2 separate regions of the Homo sapiens genome follow, and region 2 is linked to region 1. Evidence: chromatin contacts called from ENCODE Hi-C data. All regions are on one chromosome and are shown on one strand. Each heading gives the region's core, a stretch centred on a gene start or an enhancer-like site at or near the end of the contact. The rest is flanking DNA. Distances are from core to core; before and after follow the strand shown.

Evidence for each region. A loop is a pair of places that touch in the nucleus more often than their neighbours do. Pooled maps may share reads with other maps.
Region 2: a loop to region 1 is called in a map with no recorded cell type, with 17 times the contacts of the local background. The contact joins two enhancer-like sites. A Hi-C loop is called at or near these places in 2 of 37 single-sample maps with no recorded cell type and 1 of 50 pooled maps.

What each region holds. Positions count from the first base shown.
Region 1 is chr20:15,316,270-15,318,977 of GRCh38, forward strand. All of the region lies in intron 6 of MACROD2 (mono-ADP ribosylhydrolase 2), which reads left to right. Among named protein-coding and RNA genes, the nearest start is that of MACROD2-AS1, 390 kb to the left of the region's middle. Within about 2 kb of position 1,447, at least 2 of the 41 ENCODE cell types and tissues checked have a DNase peak (open chromatin) inside an H3K27ac peak, as active enhancers do.
Region 2 is chr20:20,209,140-20,211,856 of GRCh38, forward strand. The region is part of intron 17 of CFAP61 (cilia and flagella associated protein 61); the gene reads left to right. Among named protein-coding and RNA genes, the nearest start is that of CFAP61-AS1, 57 kb to the right of the region's middle. Within about 2 kb of position 1,420, at least 4 of the 41 ENCODE cell types and tissues checked have a DNase peak (open chromatin) inside an H3K27ac peak, as active enhancers do.

The DNA.
Region 1 (2,708 bases), core at 197-2,696:
ATGGTCAGACAGATAAAAACACGATTCCAGAGATTACTTTAGATCTAAAGATAAATGTGGGTTCAAAGCAAAAATATGGATAAAGATATTCCATGCAAGTAGTAACCAAAAGAAAGCCAGGGTGGCTCTACTAATATCAGGCAAAATGATCTTTTAGTCAAAAGCTATTAAAAGAGAGAAAGAAGGACATTAAATATTAATAAAAGAGTCTATTCTTTAAGAAGCCATAGCATTTATAAACATATAGGCAACAAACAACAGAGCCAAAAGATATGAAGCAAACACTGATGGACTTCAAGGGAGAAATAGATAGTTCTACAGTAACTATTAGAGATTTAAATATCCCACTTTCAGTAATGGATAGAACACTGAAATGGAGACCAAGAAGGACATAGAGAACTTGAATAGCACCATACACCAACTAGACCTGACAGAGATTTTGAACACTCCATTCCACAACAGCTGAATACACATTCTTCTCAATTTCTTCTGGGCCTGTTTCCAGAATAGACCATACGGTAGGCCACAAAAACAATTTTCAATTAATTTGAAAAGACTGAAATCATGTAAGTGATCTTCTCTGACCACAATGACATGAAGTTAGAAACCAATAACAACAACAACAAAAAATACTGGAAAGTCCACAAATATGTGAAAAATAAAATTAAATAACACACTCTTTAATACCAATAAACCAAAGAAGAAATCACTCTGGTAAATTGCAAAATTCCTAAACATGAATGAAAATAAAAACACACATACACAAACTTACAGGATGCAGAAAAAGCAGTGCTCAGAGGGTGACTTATAGCTGTAAATGCCAACATTAAAAATAAAGATCTCAAATCAATAATCCAATTTTGCACTTTAAGAAAGTAGAAAACAATAAGCAAACTAAGCCCAAGGCTTGTATTAAAAAAGGAAATAATAATTATTAGAGCAGAGATAAATGAAATAGAGGATAGAAAAACATCAGAGTAAACCTGGAGGACCTTGACTAATTCCCCTGACTAAACGAAAATGGTGATATTTCTATAGACCTACAACAAAAATATCATAAGAGAATATTCGAACTATTACAGAACAGAGATAAAATTGACAAGTCTCTAGAAACATACAATGTAGCAAAACTGACTCAAGAAGAAACATTAGTATTAGTGTTCTCCAGTGAAACAGAGCTAAGAAGATATCTATATCTCTGTCCATCCATCTAATCTATCTATCTATCTATCTATCTATCTATCTATCTATCTATCTGTCTATCTATCTCTATCAAGATATTTATTATAAAGAATTGGTTCACTTGATAATGGAGGCTGAAAAGATCCAAGATCTGGAGAACCAAAAAAGTTGAGAATATAAGTTCCAGTCCAATGGCTTTTTGAGTCTGGCAGGCTTCAGACTCAAAAACAACCAGTGTTTCAGTTTGAGTCTAAAGGCAGAAAAATAGCAATGTTTCAGCTAAAGGTAGTCAAGCAGAAGGGTTTCTTTTTATTTAGTTTTTTTTGTACTGTTGAGGTTTTCAGTTAACTGGTTGAAGCCCAAGCACATTAGGGAGGAAGGACAGTCTGCATTACTCAGTCTACTAATTCAAATGTTAATCTCATCCAGAGACACTGTTACAAAAACACCCAGAATGATGTTTGGCCAAATGTCTGGGACCAGTCAAGCTGATACATAAAATTAGCCATCAGAGATATAGTTAATAAAACTAAAAGTTAGATCCTTGAAAAGATCAACAAAATTGTCAAATCTTTAGCAAGACGAAGAAAAAAACAGAAGTTGCACTTAATTGAAATCAGAAGAAAACAGAAGTTGCACTTAACTGAAATCAGAAAAAAATAGAAGTTGCACTTAACTAAAATCAGAAATGAAAGTGGTGACATTTCTATAGACCTTCTACCACGAAAAGATCATAAGAGAATATTTGAACTATTGTATGCTAACAAATTACAAAACATGGATGAAATTGACAATTCTCTAGAAGCATACAAGGTAGCAAAACTGACTCATGAAGAAACAAAATTTGAACAGATTTATATAACAAGAAATTATATCAGTAATTAAACACTTCCCAACAAAGAAAAGCCTAAGACCAGATGGTTTTACTGGTGAATCTACTCAACATTTAAGCAATTAACAGCAATCCTTCTCAAACTTTTCCAAAAAATGGAAGAGGGAACATGTTCTAACTCATTCTATGTGGCCAGCTTATCCTGATACCAAAGCCAGACAAAGACATCACTAGAAATAAGAAAATTATGGACCAAAATCCCTTATGATTATAGATGAAGAAATCCTCAAGAAATACTAGCAAACTCAATTTAATAGCATATTAAAAGGATTATACATTATAACTAAATGGGATTTATCACAGAAATGCCAGAGTCATTCAATAAGATAACAGCAATCAATGTAATACACCATATTAATAGAACAAAGGAAAAAATAATTATCTTAACCAGTGCAGAAAAAGAATTTGACACAATCCAAAACCTTTCATGAGAAAAATACTCAAAAACTAGAAATGGGAGAAACTTTCTCAACATGTTAAAGGACATTTATGAAAACCTGATGATTAATACCATGGTCAATGGTGAAAGACTGAAACCTTTCTCTTTAAAATTAAGAACAAGACAAGGATGTTTGCTTTCAATATTGCTGTTCAACATTGTACTAAAAGTTCCAGACAGAGGATGTAGGCAAGA
Region 2 (2,717 bases), core at 170-2,669, 4.9 Mb after region 1:
GCCGAGGCCACACAGCTGCTAAGTCACGGTTTGGGGACTAAACAGTGTGATGTCAGAGCCCACGATTCACCATTGCTGTGTGTAGGCCAGTTCCCTCATGTTGGTTAAGTTTTTATCCCAATTTTTATCACGATGAACAGTGCTACCATATCTGCCCTTATTATTTTTCAGCACATTTGTTTTGATTTCCTTTGAACAAATTCCTGGAAATGGTATTGCTCAGTCAAAGGTAAAGTTACTATCTCTTTAATCAAAAAGCATAAAGTTTTAGAATTTGAAAATGAAAACTTGTGATTCCTGAATTGAAAAAGATGATTTCTCTTGGCAATATGTTGCTTTATCTAAGCAACATACAGAGTACAGAGATATACAACAAACCCTCTTTTTTATGTCAGATACAGATTTTTAAGACAAGTAACCAGGTGTGCAAAAGGATACATCTTTTATTTTCCTATTTTTTTCTAATTGAGCTGAGTCTCTGCTTTGAGCCTTTATTCCACCTGATGGGAGTAAAAGTAACCTCCATCAATTCTGGGTAAATTTAATCATTTAATGTTTACATTGAGTCCATTTGGGAGATTTCTTCTTTCATGTTTTTAGGCAGGTAGGAAAGACATCCAAGTTCTCAGGAGCTCATGGACATGGAATGTCATGGCATCGTGGCAGGCGGGGAGGAGGCTGGGAGGGGAGGTACCTGCTGCTTGGGTAGTGCCTGTCCTCACAGGAATCCTGAGTTCAGAACATCAGCTTTTGTCCTCAGGCAAAGTCACCCCTTGTCCTGGCATCCAGGCCCCCGCAGCCCTCACTGCTTGCTGCAGAAGAATCCCATCCTCACAGCCTTGAGGCCAGTCTGAGTGTGGCCTTGTGTTCCCTGGAGCTACGTGCTCTCTTCCTCTCCGCTTTCCTTGCTTTGGGCTTTCAGAAGCTCATTGCTGCCTCATTTCCTTCCTCATCCAGGAAGTTCCCTCAGCCATCTCCACTGGACTCTTCCCAGGACAAGGTGGCAGTAGAGTCTCCCTTGTGAGGCAGTCTCCTTCCTGTATTCTCCAAAATCTTTGTAGGGATCCTGCCCCCTTCCTTCCACTTTCCTGGCCTTAGCCAGAGGAAGGAGAGGGCTGCGCTGCACTGATTTCTCCTTCTTCCCCTCTGGCTTTCCTCCTCCTGGTCCTCAGACAGTGGGCTCGCTGTCCCCATGTGTTCTTCTGCATCTGTCATTGGAAGCATCAACTTTGACTTTTGATGCATAACAGTCAGGCTTTTCAGACTCAAAAAACCTTCTTGCAACCCGTTATCTGCCTGGAAACAAAACAGCACAGAATTGACGCATTTGTTCTCTGGGGCTGGGTCTGCCCAAAGGCCTGGTGTCCCCTGGCTGTTGCCTGCAGCATCAGGAGGGGTCATGAGTCAGCAGGGATTGGCAGAAATGAAACACATCTGCTAGTACAAAAACAACACCCCACTAGGATGACAGCAGCGACAGACACATGAAACACAGACCACGAATGCCCCTCTGGGGCTGGCCGACTCCCTCTGGCTCATGGAAGAATTATAAAAATGTGATTCCATTCATTATGAAGTGATTGGAGGTCAGTAGATGCATATAGAATAAAGTACAGTGTCATAAGCCTAACTTTCAGGCCTTTTTATTAAAACTTTCACTTGTTACATCCCGTTAATAAATTCTAGTTTTACAAATGGGATATGGGCCAGGCACAGTGGCTCATACCTGTCATCCCACACTTTGGGAGGCTGAAATAGGAGGATCACTTGAAGCCAGGAGTTTGAGACCAGCCTAGTAACACAGTGAGACCCCTACCTCTACAAAAAATAAACTATTTAAAAAATGGGTTTTGCCTTCCTGGAAGATGTGAAAGATCAGGAAAAACAACCGAGAACCTAGAGAGGTTTTACATTCAAATTAAACTGAGATGGATTAAAAGCCTTCCACAGTTTAGTAATTTTCCTAAAGCAATTTGAGTTTGGTTATCTTTATTTGCACACTCATCAAATCCAGAGGGAAAATGGCATTTGAGTTCATCAGAGGCAGAGGATTAAATGGGCCTTGGAAAGTGCAGTACCTGGTTAGCCGGGGGCGCGGTCCTCCCAAAGGGCTGCCCCACGTGGCCTTGGTCGAGTGGGCAGGGACTGCCTTTCACCTCTGTGTTCCATTAGAGAAGCAGCTTGAAGCCCACAGTCCTCAGTTCTCAATCTGCTCTCATTCTCCAGGGTTGAGCCACTTTAAGTATCAAAACTTTTAGTCTGAATGTTGCCTCAAGACCATTAAGCTTAGTCAAGATGACTGATGTCATGATCTCCATAGTAACCAACTTAATAAGCAAGAAGAAAATACAAAAGATGACTTAAAAACAGGGGAAAAAAACAGAATAAATAAGGTATGAAAATAGCATGGGAGCCATAAAGATTTTTTTTACTGCCACTTTGAGATATCAAACATGACTCAGCTACAGTGCAGGCAGGCATGAGCCATTTGGTCCGTCGAAACCCATGGCAATAAACATAAATTACAGACTGTGCCACATTCCTACTTCTTGTGCTGTTCAATTGTGTCCCAGGTTTTGTTTGTTTTATTTTTTCATATAATTCAGTGCATTGAAATTATCACCATGGTAGTCACTGTAATTGTGGTTTTTATGGTAGTTTATGTATTTAACCAAAAAGAGCTGTGCTTCCAGGGAACAGGTCTCAGGCAGCACTTT